2 separate regions of the Mus musculus genome follow, and region 1 is linked to region 2. Evidence: chromatin loops called from intact Hi-C (ENCODE). Cell type or tissue: left cerebral cortex. All regions are shown on one strand. Links, peaks and the distances in the headings refer to the core of each region. The heading gives the core; the rest is flanking DNA. Region 1 overlaps Kcnip3 (Kv channel interacting protein 3, calsenilin). Region 2 holds the start of Adra2b (adrenergic receptor, alpha 2b).

The links. A loop is a pair of places that touch in the nucleus more often than their neighbours do. Peaks named below come from ENCODE experiments on the same cell type or tissue, not always from the same donor. Only the 100,000 strongest peaks of a DNase experiment are listed, where the experiment ranks them.
Region 1: a loop joins it to region 2, with 13 times the contacts of the local background. A loop is called at or near these places in 18 of 42 quality-filtered maps.

Annotation. Positions count from the first base shown.
Region 1 is chr2:127,446,162-127,460,997 of GRCm38, forward strand. It overlaps Kcnip3 (Kv channel interacting protein 3, calsenilin), which reads right to left. Exons shown (of 9, transcript NM_019789.4): 6 at 14,272-14,379; 7 at 13,822-13,926; 8 at 13,169-13,231; 9 at 10,337-12,227. The coding sequence ends at 12,180. Among named protein-coding and RNA genes, the nearest start is that of Fahd2a, 9.0 kb to the left of the region's middle. In left cerebral cortex, for the core only: a CTCF peak has its summit at 7,781 (motif pointing left); a DNase peak (open chromatin) is centred at 7,775.
Region 2 is chr2:127,354,966-127,369,801 of GRCm38, forward strand. It overlaps Adra2b (adrenergic receptor, alpha 2b), which reads left to right and starts at 8,214. Exons shown (of 1, transcript NM_009633.4): 1 at 8,214-12,256. The coding sequence starts at 8,615. The coding sequence ends at 9,961. It overlaps Astl (astacin-like metalloendopeptidase (M12 family)), which reads left to right. Exons shown (of 9, transcript NM_001291003.1): 9 at 1,376-2,690. The coding sequence ends at 1,809. In left cerebral cortex, for the core only: a CTCF peak has its summit at 7,675 (motif pointing right); DNase peaks (open chromatin) are centred at 7,651, 8,198 and 9,035; H3K4me3 peaks cover 868 bases.

The DNA.
Region 1 (14,836 bases), core at 2,970-10,969, 90 kb after region 2:
TCCATGGTTGCTTAGCCTGCTTGTGGGGTTGACAACATTCTTCCTAGCTCTGATATCAACGATTACAAATTCTCAGGTAAAATCAGGCTTCATCCTCACAGTTAGAAACTGGACAATAACTTCAGAGCATGCCAATAAGGGACTGACATCTGCTTCTTTCTTCAGTGTTGTTGATTGTCTTGAGAGTTCAGCCAGGACATTCATGTGTACTGTTGATGGTGGCATGGACGGCTGGCAGAAAGAGAGGAGGTGGGCTGGAGAGATGGCTCAGTGGTTGAGAGCACCTGCTGCTCTTTCAGAAGACCTGGTTTGAGTTTCAGGACCTACATGGTGCCTCACAACGAGCTGTAACTCTAGTTCTGAGATATCTGACACCCTCTCTGGCCCATATAGGTACTGAGCATGCATGTAGTAAACAGACATGCATGCAGACAAAACACTCATACACATAAAAATTATAAAAACTTGTAGAGAGAGAATAGGAGGGGCTGGCTCCTTGAATTCCCCACATACTTTTCTTGCTGCTGTAACAAAACAGCTGGCATAAAACTTAAGGAAGAAGAGGGACATTTTGGATCACAATTTGATCCAAATAGATCACCATGCAGGGAAGAGTGGTGACAGACACCAGAGAAAGCTGGCTATACCATGGTAGCAATCAAGAAGCGAAGAGATGAATGCTGGTGCTCATCTTTCTTTGTTTTTCTGCAGCCCAGGGCCTTAGGCCACAGCATGGCATCACCCAAAGTTAGAGTGGGTTTAACTAAACTTGATCTTGATAATTCCTGACAAACATGCCCAGAAGTTTTTGTCTTTTCAGCGACCCTAGAGCTGTCAAGCAGACTATCAGTACCACCCAGGCCTTATCTAAATGCACACAAAGCCTTTGGAAGGAACTCAGCTGAGGTCCCAGGGCCAGGCTTGCATTTGAGAAATCTAAATCAAGGAAGTTTGTCTGGGGAGGAGGAGTAGAGCAGATGAGAGCCACGGGCTGTGCTTCATGGTGGAGATGTCAAGTGCTCAGGAGTGTTCAGGAGGAAGAACTGGCTGTCCCCCACGACAAGAGGAAGGCTCAAGAGGGAAGGACATGCCACTCTGACTCTTTAGCCGTGGAGCCTCTGCCACCCGTGGAAATGCATCTTCTGTGGGGGGGGGGGTTGGGCTTGGGAGAGGATGACTAGCCTGGTTTTGGATAAGCTGCAGGTCACATACCTTAGGGACACCCAAAGGCACTTCAGGATCCTGGTCGGAGACGGGAATCCAGAGTGAGGCTTCGGCCTAGCTTAAAGAAGCTACGCCTAATTATAAAGGGGAGCCATGGAGGTAGCTGAGATGACGGCGTGAACTCAATCTCATACCAACCTTCCTCTAAGTCTCGGCCAGAAAAAATCTGAAAATCTAAGATGGGGAGTAGAAGGAAATCTTTACAACTCAGACAAATGGCTTGCCTTCTGCCTCCACAGAGAATGCTCAAAAGTTGGTAAGTGAAAATAGTCACACTGAATGGATCATTGGACAAGAGATTTATACAGATGATGTCACAGAAGAGACACCCAGAACGTTAGGATGGAAAAGATACTAAAACACGTGATCATCATGAAAATGCAAAGCACAGTCACAGCGTGACACCCCGTGCACCTACTAAAGTGACCAAAAATCCCTCTTAAGTATCCACAGCATTGGGAAGTACGGGAACTCGTGTGTACTGCTGACAGCATTAGAAACTCATACAAAAACTGTTTGCTTGCTTGTTTGCTTAAGACACGATTTTTCCACGTTGCCCTGGCTATCCTCAGACTCAGGGAGACAAGTTACCTGAAACTTCCTGTGCTGTGGTTAAAGGCACGCACACACCACCACCACATCGTCTTGCCATTTCTCTCCTGTGTATCAATGATATTGAATCTCACCTTTGCTCTGTGCTCCTAGAAATCGGGTCAGTAACCCTAGGGTTGGAGAAATAACTCAGCAATGAAGAACTCTTGCCGATCTTGCAAGGCTGGAGTTCAGGTTCCCACACTCACATCAGACAGTTCACAGCTGCCTGTAACTCCAGCTCCAGGATATCTAATGCCTTTTGCTGCTTCGACATGCACCAGCACGCACACACACATAAACACATTTAAACACATAAAAAAAAAAACTCTCCATTTCCTGTATTTCACAAAATAGCTTACTAGAAAGACTTCCATGCTCTTGTTTGCCCAAAACAAGGGCAGACCCACACCTTCCAAGTTCCCATTGCTGGCTCATGGATGATCTGCCTTGCTTGCTCTGACTGACAGTCATCAATAAAGCATCTGGCAAGCCTTGGGCCATCACCCCTCCTTCCCCAAGCGCCCAGGACCCTCCCTTCATTTGGTCCAAACCATCACACAGTTCTCAGCCAGGGAGGCCCGATGCTTCTACTCCTAGGCCAGTGCACCATTTGTAATCCTTTGCATTAAGCCAGTACTATGCATTTCTCAAGTCTGTGAGCCAGTCATGAAATTAATCAAATACAGGGAGGGGACTGAGGAACCAGAGTCCTTTGGTCCAATGCTTAAGTAAAATGAGCTTGGGCTCAGGATTAGCATGGGAAGTTAGGTGAGATTCTGAGGAACCAAGACCCCCATCCTCTGGGGTCCAGTGCTATCTTCAGATAGAATTGAATTGAATTGAATTGAATTGAATTGAATTGAATTGAATTGAATTGAGTGAGGATACCCCAGACAATGTTCCCTTCTGTAAAAACTGCGTGCTTGTTTGGTGTGTGAGATGACCCTCCATGGACCAGAAGAGATCTGTGTTGTGAACTCACAGCAGGAGAAGCCGAGTGAGAGTTGCTTTGCTCACGACAGCGTCGGTCCCCAGAATAGTGTGCTGCCAAAAAATGTTCCCTGAGGTCACAACAGCTTTCATATACAACGGAACTGGGATGAAGAGAAGAAGCAAATGGTGTCAGATCCAAATAAACCCACAAACAATGCTGCCTCTGCCTTCCAGCCACTGGGATCAGAGGTGCACACCGCCACACCGGGCTTATGTCAGGCTGGTGACCAAACACTTTGTACACACTAGGCACACACTCTACCAACTGAGCTACATTCCAAGCCCAGAGATAGTTTTTTTTTCTTGCAATCCATGAATGAAGTGGTGTGCTAGAGTGGGACCTGGGGTGATGGGCCCTGCAGTGAAGATATCTCCTGCTCAGCCAGTGTCTTGCTGCTTTTCCTACATCCACAGGAACAGAGAGTGGACAGAGAAAGAGGCTTGAGGCCAGCACCCCTTCCCTCTGAGCCACATTTGCTCTACCCAGAAGAAACTTCTCCTCAGAGCTAGGAAAGTTTGTCAACAAAGCAAGCAACTCCAGACCTTTTGAACTTGGTTGGCTGTCGGGAGCTGAATGTCGGCCTGCTCTTTGGGGGCCTTATTTTTAGTTTCTGTATGTTTTACTGTAGTGATTTTTTTTTCAAAACTAGGAAAAAGTGATGTCTCGTGAGTGTGCTGTGCACTGGAGAGGAAGGGCAGGGAGGAGGGCAGGGAGAAGGGAGGAGGGCTGGGTTGGGCTGGGCTTCCAGGAGAGGGGGCTGAGGCAGATAGGCCTTTCAGACTTGACTCTGCAGGTCCCCAGAGCTAGCTCTATGACCCAACACGGGAGCATCTCAGCCTCACCCTGGAACTCTGCCCAGGCTCCCTGGACCCTGGGGGCAGAGTGCTGCCCCTCCCCCAGCTTCAGGTGCGCTGCCTCTGGGGAATGCCTCGGACACCCTGGCGGTCCTAGACCCCCTCCCACTTGCAAGGCATTCCACAAACAGAACAGTTGGCTGGGCTCCCCCACCCCACCCCCTTCAGCTGGGCCACAGGAATCTAGAAAGCACACTGACCTTGACATTAGCAGTTAAAAATCTTCCAGCTAAGCGCGCTGGACATCCAGTCCCAACAGGCCGTGTCAGAGGGTGGGTACTGGAATACCCTTAGGGGCTTTTAGAAGTGAAAAAGTCCAGCCACTGAGAGCATTTACGATACAGTCAGAACTTTACCTCAGAGGGTTAGGCACCCCCTTTCCTTCCTTCCCTCCACTCCTGCTCCCTGGGATAGGACCTGCTCCCCCACCCCCGATCTGCTCCCACTTGTGGAATGGTGAAATGGCTCTGTCCACTACTGTGACAGCTTCCTTCCCCAGCATTCCAGCTAAGGGCTACCTGGGCCTCAGCTGTAATCACTTCAAGCGCCCCCCCCCCCAGCCAATCACAACCATCCAGGAGAGTACACCGACCAGTACTGTCAGGAGGCTTTTCCTTGTCCCCACTAGAGAGGGACAGGGGAGACACTCCTAGAGGATTATGAAGAAGCAGCATCTACAGAGACTGACTCAGTACGCAGCAGTACTGTGGAGGGATCGGTGTTACAGGTTCAGGGGCTAATTACTTTATCTTGGACTAGCTTTACCCCTCAGAATAGATGTGGATTTTGGATTGATAGTTCCATGGTGCTCATAGTTGCTCAAAGGAGTTGAACAGTGGAGGCCCCGAGCAGAGTCATGTGAGGCTGGGGCAGGTGAGAAGTAAGCTTGGTTACGGGAAGAGGACACAACAAAGGTGTCTAGCCATGGCCTGGGAGCCAAGTCTGAAGACTGACACCCTCAGCAGGTCTGGCAGCAGATGGAGAAAGGTGTGGGTTGTATGGTCCACTTGTGGTACCACCACCTCCAAGAAGAGGGCATCAGGCAGGGGCTGCTCAACACTTGTCCTTCGTTAGATTCTGGGGTAGTGGGTGAGTGTGGGGTAGGCTATGGGAAGGAGATTCCTTTGCATTTTGGTCCTCCTCAGACACAGGTTACTTCTGGCCACGCTGGCTCTGGATCTAGACCACACCCTCTCTGAGTGTTGGTGGCCATTCTCCTCTCTGTGAACCACAGGCTCTCCCTCTGCAGGCGAATAGACTCGCAGGGTCTATGTTTGATTGCACAGAAAGGATAATATTGTTTCCCATACTTTACACACAGGCACCATCAAATGAGTCGGTGTTCAGGCCACTGCAGAAGTGACGTGAGAACTACTCAGGGCTTTCAGCTTTCATGGTTCCCATGCTGCACCTGAAGCACACACACGACACACCACCCCTGTCACTGTAATTAAACAAATCTGTATTCAGACAAACTCTCTCACTGATGTAAGTGATGCAGTTTTAGAGACCTAAGTTCTGAGCCTCACAGACATTTGCAATTTTTAAATTATTCTCCTCTTCTTCCTCCCCCCTCCCTCCTCCCCCCCCCTCCTCCTTCCTCTGTGAGAAAGCATGATCCTAGTGATCTCTTCCCAGAGATGCTTCGATGGAGAGGAGGGACAGTCAGAACTTGGTGCAGTTAATTATTCTAGGATTTAGTTGACCCATCAGGAAACACACATTTCCTGTCATTTCTGACTTTTAGAACTGTTCATGAGGAACAGTTAATTATAAAACTGTGATGCAGTCTCCATTCCGAGACGTTCATCCTCAGTGGAAGACAAAGACAACTCAGTCTTAAGTGTCACTTAAGATGTGTCCCCTTTTTTCTGAAGCTATTGTAGTATAATTAAGGGTCCCACGCATGGACGTGCTGACGGGACAGTTACTCAGAGATTGCCCTCTGATGGTGGAGGGCATGTGAATTAGCAACAGACAGGACACACGTTTCCTGGGACATCACAGTGAAGCTGAATGACGGCTGAAGACGTAAGATAAGGCAGACGTAAAAGTATCTTTTACTCTCCTGCCCTAATTGTCACCTCTGGGGCTCACTGCCTCTGTCTGAGATAACCCAGTCCCCGTCCTTGAAGCTTCCTTCTAACCTCCATGCCATCTAATCTACGCCTGGAATGTTTCCAGCCTCTGAGACTTTCTGCTGAATAAACTTGTTCTTTCTGAGCTCTGGCTGGTTCAACTCAGCTATTCTGGCTCAAACTCTTCTCCAAAGCTGACTAATTTAATCTGGCTTCTCTCTTAGCTGCTCCTGAATTGCTCTACTTGGCCTTAAACTAACTTTAGCAATATGTTCTAACCTTCTGACTTCTCATTCTCTGGCTCATTCTGTCTTTACCTGTGTCTGGTTTGTTCTCTCTTCAACCCATCTCCATAAAACACACTTGATAAAAACGATCTCCTTCCCTTTCCTCTCTCTCTCTCTCTCTTTTTTTTTCCATGAGAGTTGGGCATATCCTATTCTCTCAAATCTTTCTCTGATTCGTCACTTTGTCTGCAACTCAATTAGACATCACTTTTAAACATGGGTACGTCCTTCTACAAACTAACCTTACCTTCATTGTTTGGGATTAAGGGAGTGTTCTACGGGTATGTCTGTATTCCAGCCAGAAAGATTAAAGATGTGTGCTAAGGGCTGAGCCACACCATAACTAGAAACAGTTTTTTTTTCCCAGTAAATAACACAATCTTGAGATTCACAGTGTGATCAAATATCCGGCAACCAGCAGCTGTCATGGTAATGGAGGGAAATTTAAAATAAATACTTATGAGTTAGTTTTGAATATCTAGAATTTTGTTGGAAATTACAGTTTCTAGGTAACTTGATTAAGTGACACACTGACCACATGAGTTTTTATAAAGTGACAGTTCCTGAGGCTAAGGTTGGGAGTCTGCTTTAGTTTTTTGAGACAGGATCTCTCACTGAACCTGATCTCACTGATTGGCTCTTCTGGCTGGCCAGTGAGCTCTCAATATCCTCCTGAACTGGCGTCCATGTGCGCCACGACACTCAGCTTTTTACGTGGATGCTGGGATCCGAACCCATGTCTTCACGCTTACACAGCCAGCTCTTTCCCCGCAGTACCATCTCTCTGGTGCCTGCTCTTGCCTAGACATGGCTCTTTGGGAAAGGCAGGTTCTTCTTACATCATCCCTGACAAGTGTGGTCTCCCAACCTGTGGCCCGGGTGTGTTCCTCAGAGCTCCACACAGCCTTGGACTTCCTTCACTGCCCTCTGGTGTCTGTCCAGCAGAGACTGTAGCCCACTCACCCACATCAGCTCAGTGTCCCCCTTCACTTAGGTTCAGGAACTGCGACTTGACAGGCAGGGTAGGAAGAGCTGGGTAGGAAGGATGTGGAAGCCCAGGCAGAACGGATGAGCGGATGAGCGGTGTTGAGACTGCGGAGGAGCACGTGGCCCTGCAATTGGCCTGCGGCTGTGTAGCCTCTGAGGGTGGTCATGGGACCTCTGTGAACTGGTGCTGCTGATGTTCCTGAAGGTTCCAGATCACTGAACAAAGGTCAGACTCAAGAGTCCTGAGACTGTGTAAAGAACTCTGCCTCTAAGGGGAAGGGTGCAGATGCTTTGAAGCTCAGTCCTGTGAGAACTACCTCTCTGCTCAGTGACACTTCTTCCTAAGGTCCCCGTAGACCGCTGTCTTCTTCCTGTCTCCTGGAGCTTATAGAGGCCCTGCTGGCAGACATAGCGGGAGTTCTCAAAATGTTTTTCCCCCAAGATTAGAAAAGGCCAAGTGGTTATGTGTGTGTGAGAAGTTCTCTGTGTCTTAGCTAATAAAACAGGAGGACACAGTATGGGTCCCCTATCCCCAACACCCACTTTGGTCTCCTGTGGATGCATTTATGGAATTGCTTCTTCATACACTCTATGCATGGTGCTTTTTTTTTTAAACCCCGATGAAGATGAGGCAGAAATAGGAAAATGTCTTTGGGACTTTGAAGGAAATGACAGATACTTTCTTTTCCATGTGTTCCCCTGGGACCTTGAGTCAGAGATGATGAAACAAGAAGCGGTGCTGTCTCCCCCTGGTGGTCAATACGGGGAGCGCAACCAGATTGTAGACTGGGAAATGAATGCCCTCTAAAATCAGGTCCCCAGTGGTCAGAATCTCTTTCTGTTTTGGTCAGATGGTGAGGTGAGTGGTACAAGGGGTGGGGCATACGGATATTAGGTCACTTGCTGTGGCCTGACTGGTGTGGACTGTCCCACCTTAGCAGGCCAGTTCCCACACTTGCTTTTGGAGTGACCAAGGAAATTGGAGGCCATCACACATGTCCTTTTATCTGATGGCTTATCAGTGTGAATTGTGTTTCTATACATGAAATGCTACTGCACAGGAAGGACAAAAACATCTGTTAAGAGGACACAGAGGGGGAGGCCATCCTGAGCTACATAGTGAAACCCAATTATCAAAAATTATCAAGGTTTTTTTTTTTTTTTCCTAGTCAAGGAAATTGAAGTTCCAGTCTGTGTGGCCCAGACTGTCCTCAAACTCATAGATTAATCCTCCTGCCTCAGCATCCTAGGGGCCAAGATGACATGTGTGACTAGCACACTCAGAGCAAGTGGTCAGAGCTGTCAGTTCTTCTGGGGCATGTGCCCTTGAGAGATGAAGAAGACCCTTTGGGAGAAGAAAGATGCTGCTCATGACAGAGGGGAGAGGGAGGCAAAGGAGCCACGGTTCACAGAAGCAGCCTTTGGAGCCCTGTGTTCTGGAATACAGAAGGGCCTGACCCCAGTTGTCAGGTTGTATGCTCAAGTAAATACGGACTCTGCAGTACAGTCTCTCCGTCTCCCTCCCCTCTCTCCCTGTGTCTCTCTGCCTGTCTCCCTCCCTGTGTCTCTCTGTCTCTCTCTCTCCCTGTATCTCTGTCTGTCTCCCTCTCTCTCCCTGTGTCTCTCTTTCTGCCTCCCTCTCTCCCTGTGTCTCTCTGTCTCTCTCTCTCTCTCTCCCCCTCTGTCTCTCTGTCTCCCCTCTCTCCCTGTGCCTCTGTCTCCCTCTCTCTCCCTGTGTTTCTGTCTCTCTCTCTCCCCCTCTGTCTCTCTGTCTCCCTCTCTCCCTGTGTCTCTGTCTCTCTCCCTCTGTCTCTCTGTCTCCCCTCTCTCCCTGTGTCTCTGTCTGTCTCCCCTCTCTCCCTGTGTCTCTCTGTCTCTCTCTCCCTGTGTCTCTGTCTCCCTCTCTCTCCCTGTGTCTCTCTTTCTGCCTCCCCTCTCTCCCTGTGTCTCTCTGTCTCTCTCCCTGTGTCTCTCTGTCTCTCTCTCTCTCTCCCTCTGTCTCTCTGTCTCCCCTCTCTCCCTGTGTCTCTGTCTGTCTCCCCTCTCTCCCTGTGTCTCTCTGTCTCTCTGTCTCTCTCCCTCTGTCTCTCTGTCTCCCCTCTCTCCCTGTGTCTCTCTGTCTCTCTCCCTGTGTCTCTCTGTCTCTCTCTCTCCCCCTCTGTCTCTCTGTCTCCCTCTCTCCCTGTGTCTCTGTCTCTCTCCCTCTGTCTCCCCTCTCTCCCTGTGTCTCTGTCTGTCTCCCTCTCTCTCCCTGTGTCTCTCTTTCTGTCTCCCTCTCTCTCTCTCCCTGTCTCTCTGTCTCCCCTCTCTTCCTGTGTCTGTCTCCCTCCCCCTCTCTCCCCATGTCTCTCTGTCTCTCTCTGTCTTGTTTTACCACAGAGAAAAGTGAAGCAGTGAGATCATGTGGCTTGTCTGGGTCACACAGCCAACTGGCACAATAGGCTTTGTACCCAACGACTGTCATGGAGTAGCATGCGGTGCTACTGACTGCCCTGTGTGCTTAAGGCTGGCTCACAACCCCCTGGGATTGCCTCACAGTACTTGCCTTGTTCTATTATCCACTCATCAATCTGCTGTCCAGTGGGGCCACTGACAAGGTACCACAACACCCCATCACCTCCCTGCTCCAAGCATCTATCTGTTCAGCCACAAACAACCTCCTGCCCACCATCCTCCAACCACTCCCTGGGCAGAAGTGAGCCCTCTCTCTCCTGTGCTACACATGCAGATCCATACACAAAGTCTCATGTAGCCCAGGCTGGACTCAAACTGGCCATGTAGCCAAGGATGACCTTGATCCTTCTGCCTCTACCTCCCAAGTGCTGGGATGAGAGGCACATGGTGCTTTAAGTCCCTACCCCCACACAAACTGGTCCCCAAACTCAGGGCTTTATGAATGCCGGGTAAGCATGCTACCAACACAGCTATGCTGGCATCTCTTCTCTGCTTCCTTTTCCATACGGCCTGCCTTCCCTTGCCCAAAGGACACCCAGAAGTGAATTTCTGGAATTGGGAAGAAAACTGATCTGGCAATGAAATATAAATGACATCTCAGAAAGCCACTGTGTCCCACAGCCTTATGTGTTTATGGCTCCAGCACTAGAATATCTACTGGAGGTCCCTAAGGCCCATGATGTGTGACATTTTTTCCCCTCAGTGATGTCACACTAGGATCCTGGAAATTTCTGGACATTTGTTTCCTCAAAGCCACCTGTCAACGTTCACCTCCAAGCCACCGGTGGGTCGGGAGTCATGGCTAACAGCAGCAGGGAGGGAATGGCCGACTGACTGTTCAGATGAAGCTGGAGAGAGTCCATCTCCTTTGTCAAGTTTCTTTTATTAAAATATATAGGACTGAATATTGGTGGGCGCTGAGACAGGAACCACCCTTCCAGGCTGCACCCAAGGGAGACGCTTCTGCCATGCGGACATGCGGCCAGTCTGTGTCCCTGCAAAGGGGACAGACCCCTCCAGGTTGGGCGTGCAGCCAGAGGCTAAGGGATGCAGCAGGTTAGAGTGGTGGCCTTTTCCCGTGGCCTTGGCTTTTCACAAGACAGGGACCTCGATGGGAAGAGTCAGACTGGGGGACAGGGGGTCCCTGAGCCAGGGAGAACTGGTGGTCTGTAGATCGGGTAAAGGAAGGCCCCGGTCAGGATGGAGATGGGGTCAGTACAGCCCTCAGAGGGGGGGGGGGTCCACCTGTGTATAGGGGTGTTGTCACCCTGTCCTTCCTCTAAGGACCTCCCTTATCTTGGGGCTGGCCTTCTGGGGAACACACGTGGACTTTCAGAGGCAGGCCTGAGCAGAGACCGGGCTTCAGATGATGGAATGTACTTTTGTGGGGATGTTCCTCCAGGAAACATGCTTCTTGGGACACTGTTCCTTCTGGGCGAGGCCTGGGGAGGCAGGAACAGCTCTCTCTCCTCCTGAGGGTCTGCTGACCTGTTGCCTGGTCACAGGTCCCCAGCCCTCAGGGCTAGCTCCAGCTTAGGGTTAACAGTGGCCTTCAATCCCCAGGGCGCAGCCCAAGCAAGCAGAATCCGCAGGTTTGTGCTTTAGAATGTTGGCGAGCTGGGCTGGGAAAGGGCTGTGAGACCCCCAAGGCTCCGAGGTACAGGATGGATGTCTGAGCGTCTTCCTCGGCCACTGAATCAGGGCTGCAGGGACCCAGGCCTTCCCTTGTGGGCTTGGCCTGAGCTGCTAGGAGTTTGTGCTTTTTTGTCTTGGTCGGGATGAGTCTGTTCAAGGGCAGCCACAGAGGTGTGGCCGATCCACTGTGTTAAGGAACTGGGTGGCAAGTGGCCAGGGAAAAGGAGGGGGATGCCCCCTACCAGACCTCCCATTTCAGCCCAGTTCCCTGGTTGTCAGTCTATGAGCCAGGTGATCTCCCCAGGGAATCAAAGAGGACCTTGGAGAGGCCATCCTGGTGCTGGAAGTTGGGAAATCTCCACCAGCCACATTCCCACTGGCCAGCAGTCTTCACCCAGTGGTATGGACAAATTGTTTCCTCAGTTTCTCCAAAAACCTCAATCCTGCCCCACTCTTACAGGAGGTCTTAGTCCAATGGCCCCTCACTATCTAAGCTCACGGCATAGTAGGTAGCCTGGCACTCAGGTTCCAGGACCCCAGGTGATCATTAGCATAAGGCTGCAAGCCCAGCTTCCAAAACCATTTCTTCCTATAGACCTCTCCCCTCTTTGTCCCCTTGGAGTTTCTGGGAGCTTCCTAAGAGCATGGGTCCATAGGCAGGGAGTAGTTTGATCTCCCGAGTGGTAGAAAAGACACAGGGACCTTAGCTTTGTAGACCTGGTCCTCTCGATCTCTGAGTTCCTTGTGGGTAACATCTAGCCAGGGCTGGCCATCCCAGAGGCAGCCTTTTTTATTGACCTAGGAATAGGCGGGGGTGCCTTCTGGCTGCCACTTCCTTGGCCAAGCCAGAGGAACCATGTGTGTGTGTGTGTGTGTGTGTGTGTGTGTGTGTGTGTGTGTGTCTGTATGTCTGTGTCTGTGTCTGTGTGTGATGGTGGCTGTGTCTTGGAAGTAAACTGCTCACTTTTTGCAAATATATTAGAAAAATGTTTCTCATAGAGGCTTCTCCTGTCAGGATTGAGGCTTCTCTGGGTTGAGAAGCAATGACCACCGGGGTCCCCTCCCACATGTCCTAGATGACGTTCTCAAACAGCTGCATGGAGTTCATGATGTTCTCATCCTGTATGGAGAAAAGGAAAGGTCGGTCAGGAGCTGGTTCCCCAATGCTGACTAACTGCGGATTCCTGTCAGAGACTCTCACTGGGTAGATGGGACACTGAGGAGCAGAGGTATGAAGTAGAAGGTAGCCCCAGAGCCCAAGTGGCAAGGTGCAACCTATCATTCCTAGGGATGGAGCAGGGTCCGGCCACCACTGATGCACACACACAGACACACACACACAGACACACAGACACACAGACACACACACACACACAGACATACACACATACACACACACACACACACACACACACAGACACACACACACAGACACACACAGACACACACACACACACAGACACACACACACACAGACACACACACACACACAGACATACACACATACACACACACACACACACACACACACACACACACACACCGGCTACGAGTCAGGTCAGAGACCAGGAGTGGTTCAGAGGTGGGAGACAGAGGAATACATTTCTTGTCCCCACGGACTCTGAGAGGAGACCTGCAGTAGTGCCAGGGAAGCTCTGGGGACCTTTCCTGTTGTGCGATTCTGTGTGTGGGGGGTGGGGTGGGGGGTGGGATACTGGGCTAATCACCCTCCTGCTGACCCCATGTCTTCTCTCCAGAGATACCATGAGCAGAGCTGAGCAGAGTTCTGGGGGTGGGGACTGGGAGAATGAGGGAGATGGCTCATTCAGGGGACATCGGGGAGATGGACTCAGGAAAGACGAAAGCTTCCCAGTAGGTGGGACCTGGGACCTGAGGACGGCTTAGGGCATCCTCCATACGCCCTAAGGAATAGAGCCCTGTGTGCGAGGGGGGGAGGGGGAAGAAGAGAGAGAGAAACACAGACAGACAGACAGAGACAGCGAGAGAAAGACAGAGAGACACTACAGAGGGCCCCAAGTCCAGTCCTCTAATGCCGCCTACCTTCTGACAAGTCTCCAGAAATTCATCAATGGTCACCACTCCATCCTGGTTCCTGTCCATTTTCTGCAACCCAAACCATAGCCAAGGTGAGCCTTCCCCTTAGGACCTTCCCCTGCTCCAGCCTGAAGATGCTGTGGGGTGGAGGTGGGGCGTTCCTCCAGTTCAGCTGGTCCCTCTATTTCCCACCCTTCCCTGCCAACCTTGCCCTTGGCATCTCCTCAGCTGGCCTTGCTTAGTGAGCTCCCTGCTGGCTTACCTCAGCTTAGCTTCCCAGCATTCTCTTTGACAGAAGCCAGAGCGTATGAGGGATGGAATGACAGGGTAAAATCTAAACCATTGGTTCCTTCAGCCCCTCCAGAATGGAGACAGCTTCAATACCAGGTAGGGTGGAAGGAGGGAGCTTGTTCCAAATATGTCCCAGAAGGCACAAAAACACTGGTCCCTTCCCTGGGCAAGTGCCAGCTGCCTCTGCATCTAGGCACTCAGGATGCTTTATTCCCAAAAAAGTTCACTGGGACAGGGCCTGGGTCTCCTCGAGGGGCTCTGACCATCAGCTAGGGCAGGAGGGAAGCCTAGTTGCATCTCCTCACTGGCACTGGTTGAAGACTCACTAGGGCTGTCCCCTCCCCTCAGCAAGGTCAGGGCTCACACACCTGAAAGAACCTCTCCACATGCTCCAGGGGTGCATCCTCCCGCAGGATGGGGTAGGTGTGGCGGCCCATCATGTCGTAGATGGACTTCATGATGGCCAGCATCTCCTAGGGAACAGAGAGCTGCATGAGTCTGCTTCCACCGCAGGGATGCCTGGGCCTTTGAGTGTTACCTCTAGGGGCCAAAGCTTTCTGCCAGGGCAGTGGTGAGTGAGTCTGAGGGGCCTAGAGAGAGTGAGCTGGGGCCTATCCAATGACTCCCAAGAGAAACTGGAAATGGATTTATGAACCTGCCTCCGAAACAAGAAGTTATGACTGTTTCAGATAAAAATGTTTGGGTCAAACCAACCACTTGTGAGGCTGTGTGGCAAGGCTGCAAGGCAGGGCTGAGAATCACCAGGTTAGTGGCTTCAGGAGAGAGAGGAGGGGCAGGCAGGCCTGCCAGCCCAGTACCTCCTTGGTGATGCAACCATCCTTGTTAATGTCATAGAGATTGAAGGCCCACTTGAGCTTCTCATGGACCGTCCCTCGAAGCAGGATGGAGAGCCCAACCACAAAGTCCTGCAGAGGAGAGGGAGAGTGAGGAGGGGCAGCCACAGCTGGGGTTCCCTTCCCAACCCACCATGTGACATGGGACTCCCACTGAGATTCATCCACACTCCTTCAAATGAAGTCCTCCTTCGTGGTGTGGTAGATGTGTCCGCTTAAGTGGTCAGCATGTGGGGTTGTGTACATTGCAATGTGTGTGTGTGCGTGTGTATGCACGTGTGTGTGTGTGCGCGCTCACACATGCTCGTGTGCATGTGTGCATGGTAGTCTATTCTGAGTCAAGCAAAGAGACTAAACTGTTAGTTTGACGTCCTGTGCTCATTTTGTACATTTCTGCTGTCTGGGATGGTCTTTCAATATACAGGGGTGTTCTATTTCAGTCTACTAAGCATCTACACGTCCAAGGTCCTTTGGCTGTACATGAATCCCAGCTGTTAATTAAAGCACCTGAAGGAAAGGTGCTTCCCCC
Region 2 (14,836 bases), core at 3,973-11,972:
GTTAATCAAATATTACAAACTTTTTTGTTAAAACTAGAAAATGAGATGTGAGACACTGTAGGTCAGCCTGGAGCTCTGACGATCACAGAGAGCAGAGAACTGGAATTGGGAGGAACTGGTCCAAGGGAGGGCTGCCACCATGGGGACAGACTGGCATATTTGGGTGTTGAAATGATGACACAGTGGAGAAGGGGGCAGGTCCTGGAGGAGAAAGGAGGGCCAGTCAGAAAGGCGGGAGCGAGGGTCAGACATGGACGTAATGGGAAGGAAGACCTCAGGAGTGGACCTGGGTCCACGTATTGATCTGGAGACCGCCTATGGCCTCTGCTCCACACACTGAGGGGAAGCTGCTAACAGAGTAGTGGGAGGGGCATGGCCTACAAAGTACCCGAACCTGGTAGAGAGGGCAGGACATAGGATGGTGCTGGGGACTTGGGAAGTGGCAGGGACTTGGGACAGAAGGTGGTTGCAGGTGTGGTCCCTGTGGAGGGATGATGGCAGCTTAGGTGGACAGCAACCCAGCAGAGGGTAGAGATGTCACTGCTGGATGACAAATGGCTAGAAATGGAGGCTTTGACTCCTGTGGTTTCTGGTGCTGATGTAGTTCAGAGAGGGGGCATGGCTGTGAGACCAGCAGAATTGGGCAGGAGGAGGGTCACTGGTTAAAGGAGACAGCACGGATGGGTTACCGGACACTGATGATGGAGGTGTGTGAGCAGAAATGATGAGACCATGAGGCAGCAGCGAGGTCGTACAAAGTTATACCAGTCAAGTCTAGGTGTGGCAGCAAAGAGAAAGCAAAGAGGTTCTCCCCCTCCTGGTAGTGAACAGACCAGAGAGCACTTAGGAACTTCTGATGCCCTCCCTTGGCTTGAAGAGAAATGGTTCCAGGAGATGTTCAAGATGTGTAGGTGGGAGGTGTGTGCTGGGTGGCTGAAGACAGATATGGTAGGAGAAGCTATATGGTCGGTTAGGCTAACAGAAGCCCTGCTGGGGTGTTGGTAGGAAGGCCGGCAGGATCTTTTTGTGGTGACCCGAGGGGCCAAATGAGGAAAAAAATAATGCACTTCAGTTGTCCTGGCTGCTCCTATTTGTCTTCAAGACCTGGTCTCTCTGTGTAACCTAGGCTGACCACAAACTTGCAATTCTCCAGCTTCAACCTCTCCAGTACAAAGATACAGGCACAGATCGTCACATCCAACAGTTGTACTGGTATGCAGTAGAAATGTAATAGTTTGTGCCTTAGCACAGACCTTGTGGGCTGCCGGAGACCTCTGCGAGTTTGGCTCCATAGCCCCTTAAGTAAAGCCAAAGGCCACGCAATAGCTTTCTTTTGTAGTTCTAAGACCTAACGTCTGCTCTCTTCCTGCTCTAGGGTTTGAGGCCCAGAGTGATGGAAGCAGCCTCACCCCTGCCTCTATATCACGTCTACAAAGACTTCTCGAGGCACTGTCAGAGGAATCTGGAAGCTCTGCCCCTAGTGGCTCCAGGACTGGAGGCCAGAGTATTGCCGGGCTTGGTAACAGCCAGCAAGGATGGGAGCATCCTCCTCAGAGCACATTCAGTGTGGGAGCCTTGGCAAGACCACCTCAGATGCTAGCCGATGCTTCAAAATCGGGGCCTGGAGCAGGTGCAGACAGCTTGTCTCTAGAGCAGTTCCAGCTAGCCCAGGCCCCCACTGTACCTCTTGCTCTATTTCCAGAAGCCAGAGACAAGCCAGCACCTATCCAAGATGCCTTTGAGAGGCTAGCTCCACTTCCAGGAGGCTGTGCACCTGGAAGTCACATTAGAGAGGTGCCCAGAGACTGAGCCTTTAGACTTCTGTCCCCAAGTGGAGAGGGTGTATTCTGTCTAGATCAGCTAGGTCGTCCAGTCTTTGGCCCCTCTGGGCATCACCCCTGTCTTCTATCCCCTGCACTGGCTACTCTAGCAGGCCCAGGTCACTTCCTTGGTCTCTTTTCCCACAACACCCCCACCCTGCAGAGTTCCTAGGGGTAGAGAGGCTCTAGGGGCTTTTCTTGGCTTGAGCCTTAGCCCTGGAAGATGCTTGGCATGGAGACAGGATCCTGGGAGTGGCCGTCAAGAGCAAGGTTCCAGTATTGGTTGCCTCTGGAAGTTCTTCAACTGAGGACTAGCTCCCAGCATGGACTCAAGTGCTGCCTTGGGCATGGACCTCAGTGGGAAGCCCTGTGGCTGGAACCTTGAATATCCTGCTCTCCATGATGCCTGGCTCTAAAGATGTTCTGAAGCCCTGGGATTAAGTCCTGTTCTCCAGGAGGCAGAGAACACACTTGGTTCTCCTGCTAAGCTGGACTAGCAAGAGATGGTTCCTTATCAGCTCTGCATGGTGGAGGCCTTGGCAAGACCACCAGTCCCTGGACAGCAGCCTTGAGTCTTTGTGAATGTCAGATCACTGTTTTGCCCACAAGGTGCTCAACTAGAAGCCACTGAGGGCAAATGTCACACGACTTGTCCTTCAGCCATGCCATACTCCTCCTTGATCTATGAGGTTTCTTCTAAGAACAAAGCATGTAGGTGGTAGGGTCTGAGCCAGGAGTCCTCAATTCTCCAGGAGCCTGTTGGGGGGCCAGGGGAGCCCTGCTTGGGATAGAAGGGGAACCAGAACCAGCGAGGAAGGGCACTTCATGTGGGAAAAGGTAGAAATAAAGTTGGGTGTTTGCTTCATGCAATGTGCTGTGCTGCCTGTATTTAAGTGCCCATGAGGGCTCCCAGGGAGTCACACCCTCTTCTCTACAGGGCCAGGCTTCTGGACCCATGGAGACTTGCTCAAAGTGGCAGAGTAGGAAGCAGACACGGAGCAGTGTGGTGCCTGAAGGTTGTGAGAACTTAGCCTTTGCTATTTTCTGAGGAGGTCACGTGCTGGGATTGCTTCAGCGGCCATGAGGACCCAGCAGCCTCTGCCCTCAGTCTAGTTTGAGCTTCAGAACAGTATTTCCTGAGATTGAATGAGGGGGTCACTTCTGGGTGTCAGGCTCAGCCAAGACTCATGTCCAGGGGTGCTGTTCCTTTCTTTGATCTTGGATAGAGGAGGAGGTGGCTTCTGGCTGTGATGTTAGTAAAGTGGGCTTCTGGAAGTGTTCTCGGACACCAGTCCAGTAGGAGAGACAAGGCAAAATATCTGATGTCTTGTGACATCTCTTTATCCATACTAGGCATCTGGCACTGAACTGGGGTCTCCAGGGGTCCTACCAGATCAGAAGAGGGGATCTACTCTAGGCTCTGAGACCCCACTCCCCCAAGGCTATCATGAGACTATATATATCCTATATATGATCCTTCTATATCCAAGATCAAGGAAAGCAACAGTATCCCGGGGCATGAGCCCTTGCTGAGACTGATACACCCAGAACTGCCCCCCTCATTCAATCTTGGGAAACAGACTCTGTTCTGAAGATGTGGCTCTCAGTCTTAAAATCCAGTTTCAGAAGACTGTGCTGACTGAATCTGGTGGCTCCTTTGTTTGGGGGTGACAACGTTTTCCTGTTACCTCTGCCCCAGGTATTCCACGTGTTCCTGTGAAAGCCTGGTCTCCGTGATACTCTGGGTACTGGAATGTTTAATAAGCCACATTCTACAGTAGAGCAGCTGGTGGTCCAGGTCTTGAAGCTCATTAGCCCGCAGGCTGACCAGAGTGGCTTAGCCACCTCCCCAAACTCCCCTAACACAGCTGTGTGGTGTTCGTTGCTCACTGCTGGATTGATTTATTCAACAGGCACTTATGAATGCCCATTAGGCACCAGGTTTAACATGAATAAGGCAGGGAAAGGAATAGATAACTCTAACAAGGTAGGCATGTTGGATTGATAAATGACAGGAACTGGGGATCACTTGCGGCCTGCTGGTTAGGATGGGCCCCTCTAAGAATGCATGCACAGGCCTGTGCTTACCTGTGAAAATGCTAGGGTTGGAGCCACCAGTGCAAAGGTCCTGGGGCAGGAAGGAGAAAGTTTCTGGCCAGTGTATTAGGGTGAGGCTGGCAGGGATAGATCAGGGGGAGAGTTTTCTAAGAACAGCCTGGAGTAACACAAGCTTAAGACATTTTCTCTAGTGCACGCCTTTAATCCTGATACTTGGAAGGCAGAAGCAGGTGGATCTCTGAGTTTGAGGCCAGCATGGTCTACAGAGTGAGGTCCAGAACAGACCATGCTATACAAAGAAACCCTGTCTTAAACACTTAACCAACCAACCAACCAACCAACCAAAAAAACAAAACAAAACAAAAAACACCAAAACCAAAAAACCACCACCACAACCACCAAACAAATACATTGTATAAATTCCATGGGAAATAGATTAGAAGCAGAGACTTGGCCATGGTCATGAAAGTGAGAGTGAAGGGCATTGTAGAGTTGACAAAATCTTGGGCATATTTTGGGGTTTGAGGCATAACTTGGGGAAAGCCAGGTGAACAGCAACCTTGAAAACTGAACCTGGGAAGAGATAGGAATGGAGGACATGGAAATGTTAGGTCTGAGTCAGCTGTAAGAGATCACATGGGTGGGTCAATAAAGGGGTAAGCACAAAGGCTCTGGGGCTCAGGACAGCAGAAATGCCCTAGCATTGGAGGGGGCGGGGTGCCATCATTGGGTGGAAACTCCCGCAGAATTTAGATGCAGGAAAGGAGGGCTCTAGGAGCAGTCAGTGCGTCGTGTGTTCTAGATCTCAATGCCATCAGTCCTTTTTGCAGCCCTTCACTATGGTGGCTCACCTGTGTGTGCTAGATGTCAGTAGCAGCCTCACCGTGCTGTGACTGTCAAAGGTGTCTCAAGGCACTGCCTTGTGGGCTGAGTATGGCCACATTCACTGAGATCCTCTGAGTTAGACTTTGACAGAACAGGATGCTGAGGAGGAATGGCACCTTAAAGTACTGCCAACTTAGGAAGTGGTCCACACTCCTGGCTCACTGAGAAAGAGGACACAGACAGGGACCTGGTTCTCGGTGACTTATGGCTCTGGAAGGGCAGACTGCAGATGCATTCCTAACCCCAAGGGGATCAAGGAGAGTGTGTAGGGGACCAGGGGACTGAATGTAGCCTAAGGGTAGTGGGGGCAGTGTCTGTGCATGGGAGTAGGTGGAGGAATGGAGATGAGGAAGGTTGACCACATAGAGCAGTGGTTCTCAACCTATGGGTTGTAACTCCTTTGCTGGGGTAGGGGTGAGGTTGAACAACTTCATAGGAATGATATATCACATATCCTGCATATCAGATATTTACATTATGATTCCTAACAGTAGCAGAATTACAGTTATATAAAGTAGCAATGAAAATTTTATTGTTGTGGGTCACCACAACCCGAGGAACTGTATTAAAGTGTATTAAAGGGTGGAAGCATTAGGAAGGTTGAGAACCATGACGTAGTGTTCTAGACGTAAGGGTCCCTTGGAAAGGAGACTAAGTAGCTCAACAAGAGGATGGGATCAGTCCCAGAGGGATCTTGAGGTCAGGGAGAGCAGCTCTAGAAGCTGCTTGGTTCCCACCAGGAGACTCAGTGCCCCTCTCTCAGCTCTTAGATGTCACACATCTCCTTAGATTCCATGCTAGCTTGCCCTTCTTTAGAAAAAGATGATGTCACCTATATGCAAAATCACCTTGCCCCTATTCCCAGTCTTTCCAGAGATGGCACTCTGGGACAGTGTGGGCACAATGGCTCTGAGCACAGTGAGTCTGCCATTCACTGATAAGCGTCTACCATCCTTCACCCACCAACAACCATGGCAGTTCTCAGCAATAAAGAGGAGGTGTCCTGATGGAGGTGGGGATGTAATTCAACAAGTCCTTGGACCACACCCGAGTGTCAAAGGGCATATGGAGTTTGGAGCGTGAGCTGAGCCCACTGAGACTGAGAGTGTCTGGCTGAACAAACCCTGGGAAGGACTAATGATACACAGACTGGGACACTCCTGGGTTCTGGGACAGCTCCTGCTGCCCTCCTAGCTGCAGGATAGGAGAGCACCTCTCTTAAGTTGTGGTCATCTTGGGCTGACACCCGACTTGGTGAGTCCTGACACTTGGTAGATGTAGAGTTGCCCCTTCAGGGAAGAACAAGGTGAATGTTCGTCAGTGGGGCTTGGAGTAAGGTGGGATTAGGGGCAACCTTGGCTGCTCTTCCTGCAGGATCCTGGAGACCTGGCCCTTTAAGGAGAATGGGCCATAAAATATCCCATCTGACGTTGATCATCTGTGAAGTCTTCTCTCAGTTTGAGTGTGGCTGGAGGTTGCTTGGGACAAGTAGGGACTTGCCTCAGTGGCTACTTCTCAAGCTCCCACGACCACCCTCAGCCCTTTCTCAGTAAATGGGGCTACGAGGACTTCTTCATCACCTGTGGCTGTGGACTCAAGCCCTGTCCAACGTGATGGTCTGTAAGACCTGTCTCAAGACTACAGCCTCAAAGGGGCAGGTGAATGGCTGTCCTTTTCAAGCCTGGTCTACATGGCACCACCCTCTCTGGTTGTGACAGTCCCACCTAACTAGAGAGCTAGCTGCAGCTCGGCCTGAGGTGGGGAGGCATTGCTCAAAGTGTCCCCATGTGGCTAGGCATGGTGATCTGGAGACTGAGTTGAGGAAAGACTGGTCTGTGGGGACCCAACGGTCACATTTGAGATCTCACAGTGGTGGCCATGACAAGTCCAGTAGACTCACTGACTTGAGGTGAGATTTGGGAGTGGACTCCATCTTTAGGGATTCATATATATATATTTATGTAGTGCCCTTCAGAATTAGGAGCTGTAAATACAAGGCCTGGTTCTTTTCACACAAGCTGTGGAGAAACCTCCTTGAGGCTGGGGGTGGAGCAGGGCCCAGTTCAAAGTTTTTTTTTTTAAAGATTTATTATTTTTTTGTGTATGATTGTTTTTTTCTGCGTGTATTTATGTTTCACCTGTGCGCTTGGTGCCTGTGGCGTCAAGTGAGGTCATCAGATATCCTGGAACTAGAATTACATTCTGTTGTGAGCTGATGGAAAGGGGTTTGAAACTGAAATCGGGTCCTCTGCAAGAGCAAGCGCTCAGCACTCAAACTTGTTCTCCCACTGGATAGGCTGCATGAACATCTGGGGCGGCCAAGGCCGGCTCCTTTCTACACCTGAGCCACCCACATTGACTTTTTCTGAGCTATGGAGAGATCTCCTCACACCGCTCTGGAGGAGGGACCTCCTTTTCCGTTGGTCAAGAGGCTCCTCTCCAAACCTGCGCTTTGAGTCAAGCTGTTTCCCTCTTTAAGATTTGTTTTAAAGTATGGGTCTCTGTGTGGCTATGTTCAGGGGAGTGTAGGTGGAGGCCAGAGGCATACCATCCCTGAAACGGGAGTTACAGTTTTGAGCTACCTGTTGTGGCTGCTGGGAACCGAACACAGGTTCTCTACAAGAGGCACTCTTAACCACGGATCCATCTCTCCAGTTTTCCCTTCCTACTTTAACTTTTTTTTTGCCTTTAATGGAGAAAAAGGAAGCAGCAATAGGGTGGTTGAAGTCCACTAGTCGCTTCTCACCAAGGAGTAGTTAGTGTGTGTGTGTGTGTGTGTGTGTGTGTGTGTGTGTGTGTGTGTGTGTGTGTGTGTGTGTGTGTGTGTCTGGGACCTGCGAGGACATCGGCCCCTAGCCTCTTGCACTCAGATGGCAGCAGAGGGCGCTCGCAGCACAGAGACTCACTCATTGCACCTCGCAAGTCTGACCTAGACCTAGTGGTGTTTGGGTGGGGAAGCGTTAGGAAAGGGGATTTGGAACTCTCTCCCCACTTTGGTCCGGCCCCTAAGGTTCTCGGTTGCTGGGATGCTGGATGGAGGTGTGGCTTATTATGCTTAAGAGCTCAACACTCTCCTACACGCTTTTCTGTCGGGCTGCTGCAAGCGACAAAAGCAGTCTATCGATCTGGGTGCTCTGTCCTAGACTCGCAGACAGAAGGCAAGTGGACCCTTGGGACAGACCAGCTCCGGGTCTCAGCACGCACCGATTCTCTTCGGTACATACTCTTCCCAGAACGCCGACGACCCCAGACTCCCTGCTCTCTAGACTCGGCCGCGCAGCGGCGGGAAGGAGAAAGATGTTGGGGCCCGGGGCGAGTAAAAGATGTGCGTCGCAGGTCCATGTCCCGCAAAGCGCACCTTCCACCCACCCTGGTCGGATCGCCCGCCCCGCCTCCTTCCCTCCTCCAGCTCCCGCCCCCAATCTCCTCCCTCCTCCCGCGGTGCTGGCTCTCCTCCTCACGCCCCTGCGCGGAGGGCTGACTGCAGGCGCGGCTCCGGGAGAGAGCGCCTTTACCGAGAGCAGGGTGCGCTTCCCCAGTCGGTTCTGTGAGTCCTGCAGCTGTGCCGCACGACGGCGCGACTTTCCTCTGGTCCCGGGACGGCAGTGAGACAACTTGGAAAACTTCTCTGGGGCGGACTGCAGGGACGCCGGGCACCAGTGGCAGAGAACGTAAGAGAGCGATAGATGGTCCTGGGTGTCCCCGGACCTCCGGCCAGGCTACGGTGCTCCAGAGCCATCTGCACCGCCTGGGGGGACGGCCCCCAACAGTAGCGGAGCTAGGGTGGCGCTTTCTCCTGCGTACTGTGAGTTTGGCCAGCATCTTTCTCTCTGGACATGTCCGGCCCCGCCATGGTCCACCAGGAGCCCTACTCGGTGCAGGCCACCGCCGCCATCGCGTCGGCCATCACCTTTCTCATCCTCTTCACCATTTTCGGCAATGCGCTGGTAATTCTGGCTGTGTTGACCAGCCGCTCTCTCCGTGCACCACAAAACCTCTTCCTGGTGTCACTGGCAGCAGCCGACATCCTAGTGGCTACTCTTATCATCCCTTTCTCTCTGGCCAACGAGCTGCTGGGCTATTGGTACTTCTGGCGTGCGTGGTGCGAGGTCTACCTGGCGCTAGACGTGCTCTTCTGTACCTCCTCCATCGTGCACCTGTGTGCCATCAGTCTGGACAGATACTGGGCAGTGAGCCGAGCATTGGAGTACAACTCCAAGCGCACTCCACGCCGCATCAAATGCATCATCCTCACCGTGTGGCTCATTGCAGCCGTCATTTCTCTACCGCCCCTCATCTACAAGGGCGACCAGCGCCCAGAGCCCCACGGGCTCCCCCAGTGTGAGCTCAACCAAGAAGCCTGGTACATCTTGGCTTCCAGCATCGGATCTTTTTTTGCTCCCTGCCTCATCATGATTCTCGTCTACCTGCGAATCTATGTAATTGCCAAACGCAGCCACTGCAGAGGTCTCGGAGCTAAGAGGGGCTCTGGGGAGGGTGAGTCCAAGAAGCCCCATCCGGCCGCCGGGGGAGTTCCAGCCTCGGCTAAAGTGCCCACCCTGGTCTCTCCTCTATCTTCTGTCGGAGAGGCTAATGGACACCCCAAGCCTCCAAGGGAGAAGGAGGAGGGGGAGACCCCTGAAGATCCCGAAGCCAGGGCTTTGCCACCCAATTGGTCTGCCCTGCCCAGATCAGTCCAGGACCAGAAGAAGGGGACTAGTGGGGCAACTGCAGAGAAGGGAGCTGAAGAGGATGAAGAGGAGGTGGAAGAATGTGAACCCCAAACACTGCCAGCTTCTCCTGCCTCAGTATTCAACCCACCCTTGCAGCAGCCTCAGACTTCCCGGGTGCTGGCCACGCTACGTGGCCAGGTGCTTCTGAGCAAGAATGTGGGTGTGGCCAGTGGGCAGTGGTGGCGCCGTCGGACACAGCTGAGCCGAGAGAAGAGGTTCACCTTTGTGCTGGCGGTGGTCATTGGTGTTTTTGTGGTCTGTTGGTTTCCTTTCTTCTTCAGCTACAGCCTGGGGGCCATCTGCCCACAGCACTGCAAGGTACCCCATGGCCTCTTCCAGTTCTTCTTCTGGATTGGCTACTGCAACAGCTCTTTGAATCCTGTCATCTACACCATCTTCAACCAGGACTTCCGCCGTGCCTTTCGAAGGATCCTTTGCCGGCAGTGGACCCAGACTGGCTGGTGAGCCTGCCTGCTCCGGGCCAGTGCCAGGCAGGGTTAGTGCCAGGACCACCCGGTGGTAGTCTGCCACCTCCGCAGTCTATGTGACCATTTCCCTGGGGCCCATTTGCAGACCTCATCCTCAGACACCCCTGAAGGGGAAAGGACAAATGTGCTGTTCCCAGGGGCTCATTTGAAACCTTCCCTTGCTGACTGTACTGTGGGATACCTCTTCCCTGCTCTCTCTTCAGGAAGGGTAGCTTGGACCTTCTCGAACGTGGCCAAGGCTGATTAGAATACCTCCCTCCCAGCCACCTGTAAGCCAACAGGCAGGCTTCCCTTTCCTGGAGACCCCCTGTGCCTTGGCAGGCCACTTGTGGTGGTTTTCTTTCTTTCTCATCATATTCTTCTCTTCTCTTTTATTGTTCATTTCATTTCTTTTTTTTTTTTTTTTTTTTTTTTGAGACAGGGTCTCATGTAGCCCAGACCAGTCTCAGACTTGCTATGCAGCCTGAGGCTGATCTTAAGATTCTGCTTACCTCTCCAGCATGAGAAGTAACAATGCTCACCACCATACCTGGTTTACCTGATGCTGGGGAATGAAGTCGGGGCTTCAAGCATGCTAGGGAAACATCCAACCAACCGAGTTATATCCCCAGCCTTGATCTTCCTCATGCCTTTCAAAGAGCCGGAAGCCCATCTTCTACATTTCCCAGGAGGACCTGATGCTGAGAAAGAGGACAAAAGGAAGAGGATTCAGCCGTGCTGAGCACCTGTGGTTCTCCTTGGCTGTTGCGGTGGCTGGTTATGGTCTAGTGCTGGTTGCTGGGTTTTTTGTTTGTTTTGTTTTGTTTTGTTTTTAAGCTTTGTAGCGTCTTTAAGGCTAGAAGCATGGGTTGTTTTCTCACTCAGCATCCCTCTGGGAGGCAAGTGGGCACGTGGATGCCTCAGTGGAATGGTCTGGAATCCTGGCCTCGACCTCACTAAGGTCCTGATCACTGGCATTCAACCTCGCAGAGAGCAGGGTGACAATTGCCTGCCGCCTACTTGCAGCAGGGAGATGAAAGGCTTTGCAGAGAGCTTTGAGCTCCATGGGGGAAATGCGCTAGAGAGCCAGCAAATGTGATTATCTGGTGATATAAAAATCCCTTTCCTGTGTGTTTACCACTGTGAGCCTTCCTGTAGACTTTTGTTCTGTGCTTGGGGTGTGTGAATTCCTACCCCAAACTGGAAGTGGGTTGAGGTGCACGGAGTCACTCTTTCAAATTCCGGAATTTCTTTGAGAATGCTTTCTTGTGCCTGAAAAGGTTTGAGTTATTATGCTGTTGTCAGCTTCTCCATCTGTTACCTGTAACAGAGTTTTCAGTGGCTTGGCCCCAACCCCATTAGGGGATAAGCTCTTTGTCATTGAGCAGGCAAATCGTTTTCCTAAGCTAAAAATACTTACATCAAGGAAGCAGTCTGAGATGAGATCCTCAGGTGGGGTGCTGGGGCTAGAACAGGCAGCCAAGGCCCTGTGGACTCCTGGGATAGCCACCCTCTGTGGGGTCCCAGACAACTCTCTGAACCCCATGTAACACCTTTGGAGACAGAAGGAGACCCCAGCTCAGAAGGATGTCTCATTAGCTGTTACGAACCCTCATGGCGATACAGCTGTGCACTAGGGTGTCTCTACCTCCTGGTTGTCTCCCCGACTTAGAAATTGCTCCCCAGAGTGACTGGGGATGCATCTGGGCCTTCCCCACAAGCAGCCTGACTTCAGCTTTGGGCAATAGACCTCTTAGCCTCAGGGAAGGGGTAGATTGAGCCATGCAGGCTACAAGCTACACAGGCTATTAGCCCAGGGTGGGTTTATCAGATTTTGAAGGTGCTAAGGGAGTTTTCTCGGGTAAAGACAAAGATGGGTCCTAAATTGAATTCCTCTTGGAGAGGATGAATAGCTTGGTCCTTGGTTGGTTGCTGTTTCGAGGCTAGGACATTGATTTGGGGTGTGGCTGAGGGGTTGGTTTGGTTTTTTGTTTTTGTTTTTTGTTTGTTTGTTTGTTTTTGAGACAGGGTTTCTCTGTGTGACCCTGGTTACTCTGGAACTCACTCTTTAGACCAGGCTGCCCTTGAACTCACAAAGATTTGCCTGCCTCTGCTTCCCGAGTGCTGGGATCAAAGGCGTACACTACCACTGCCTGGCAGCAGGGCAGATTTGTAACCATCTGCTGGCTGATCTTGTGTATGCTTCATGGGACCCAAGCCCCCTGTTGTGACATATAGGTGTTTCTAAGACTCTGAGCTATTTTATCAATAAAGGCTATTTTTTAATAAGCAAGCTGAGTCCCGTGTCTAAAGGTTGCCTGGAGAAGTTAGGTAAAGTCAAGTCCTGTGTCTAAAGGTTGACTGGAGAAGTTAGGTAACTCCTGGCATTCCGTGAGCGTCAGCCTAATGAGCCTGATGACTCCCTCCCAGGGCTTGCTCGCTCTCCCCTCTGCCCCACCTGTCTGCATTTTTCATCCTCACAGGCAGCATTCTTACTCAGCTCAGGCCACTAGGACCAGCTGACCTCTAAGGGAGAGACAAGAAGACTTCCGTAGAAGTGACGTTTGTGATGGATCTGGTCTTGGAGCAGGAATGCACCAAGAGGCAAGACAGAGAAGTGTTTGGGGCAGAGGAAGGCCACGTAGAGTTGATGATCTGGGAGACATCTTTGAACTCCCCTGCCGCGTGGTCACGAGTGGGGTGGGGGAGGTGCTGCTGGAGGCAGTGGGAGGCAGGCCACTGTGGAGTGGTGGATACACAGCAGCTGTGTTTGGCTAGGGCCAGGGGAGCAGATAGGAAGGCTTTGTTTCAGCTATCCCAAACCAACATCCAGCTTTCCAAACTGGGAGCCTGTGAGGTGCCCTGAAGCCCCAAGTCTTCTGTGAGTGAGAAAAGAAACGAGCTATGCTCTGATGCCACAGAAAGGGCAGAAGAGGCAGCCCCTGGGTTCCAAGCTGGGCTGACCTGGCTCCATGAGCAGGGGAAGAGCCATCAGGCTGGCGGCAGGAGGGCAGCATCAGGGTCAAGGCCCCTGGCAAATGCCACGCTGGAAAGGACAGAGGGAGGAGCAGTGAGTGATCTAGGATACAGGGACGTTCTGCTCCCACATCCTCAAAATCTATACTTTCATCAACTCCGTTACTTTCTTTAGGCCCATGCATCTGCTAGGGCCAATCATTAAAAATGCCAGTGTGTCCACAGCTATCAGTGGACATGGCATCTGTTGCTAATCTAACAAGAAAGTCCTGCCCTGCCCTCAGCTCCTGCCCAGCAGGGCAACCAGCTCTAAGGTCTCTAGACCCTCATACAGGCACTCACCTACCTTATCCTCAGGGAGATAAAACTCAGGAAGGTGCAGTGACCACAGGTCAAGCCCCTGATTGCCCTGCTGGATCACATATCTTTCTGTCAGCTAAGGGGCTACAAGGGCCTGAGAGTGGATCCCACTGATCTCTGGGAATGGAGGTGGAGTCGGACTTAAACAGTTCTAGTGCAAGCCAATTTAGATCCTACTGTCATTCAATCCACATACTCTTTCTATATGAGGTCACTTTACAAGGTAGGAAACTGAGACACGGGTCACCCAACTGAAGCCAGGAACCACGCATCGATCACATCCAGGCTGAAGGATTTGCTCTCTCTCAATGATGACAGCCTTCCTTCAGTAGTGTTGACAGGATGGAGCCTCTGAGGCTGGGAGCCAGTTGGATTTAATAGGCAGCAGTGCTAGGATGGATTATTCATGTCTGCTATCGACACCAAACACCTAAGAGGTAATAACTGTGCTTCAGATTTTCTGCTTCTGGCAACTCTGTTGAGGGCCCAGTTCTGAGGACCCAGAAAGGGAAGATCACTTGCCTCAGGAGGAATTACATAGACACACATGATGGCAAGAGCTGGATCTAGCATCCAGGTAGCCTAGCCTACCAGTTTTGTTTTAGTTTTTTTTAAAGAGAAAAGTGTATGGGTGTCTTGCCTGTATGAATGTCTGTGTACCACGTACATGTTGGGGGAGGGGCACGGAGGTCAGAAGAGAGCATTGCATACCTTGGAACTGGAATTACAGATTTGTGGTTATTGTCATCGTTGTTGTTGTTATGGGTGGGTGCAAGGAATCAAACCTGGGTTCTCTGCAAGAACATGTGTACTGCAACGTCTTACTGAAGGGATTGTTATACATGCAGAGTCAAGGAGTAATGGGCCTGTGTTTAGGAAAGGTCTGCTGGCAACCACTGTCTGCCGGGTCCTGGGCTAGGCACACCTCTGTTTGCTACCTTGGTTCTCTGGACTCACCCAGGCCCACACAGCCAATGGAGGGAGTGGGTGCTGGCTCCAGTTTCCATCTCTCTGCTCTTCATCTCTCTTCCCATTCCTTTATCTCCCATTCCTGATCTCTCTGAGCCCAACTGAGAACCACTAGGTTGGTAAGGAGGTGCAGATATGAGGCAGAAATGTTTGCAAATAAAGTGGAAGCATGGCTAGTGGCCAGAGTGCCAACAAGGGGCCTCTGCAGTTTGCCTGGTAAAGGAGAACTGAGAACATGGACCTTCAAAGATCCCTTTCTATGACAGAAGGGTAGTCCCACTTTAGAGGACAGCTAAAGAAGCAGGTGCCCTCTAGCTGCTCCAGCTGCTTTGTGAGAATGTATGCCTAGGTTAATTCCACTGCGGGGTGTGTGTGTGTGTGTGTGTGTGTGTGTGTGTGTGTGCGCGCGCGCGCGCGCGCGCGAGGCTTCAGTCAGTCCATGCTATGGAGAATTCAGAGCTCTCGAGAATTCCTATTTAGAGCATCCTGGACCACCTGCTCAGAACAGGAGGCTCTGGAAACAAGGGAAGTCTTGTCGGTATTCAGGCCCAAGCCCTGTGTGGCTTCC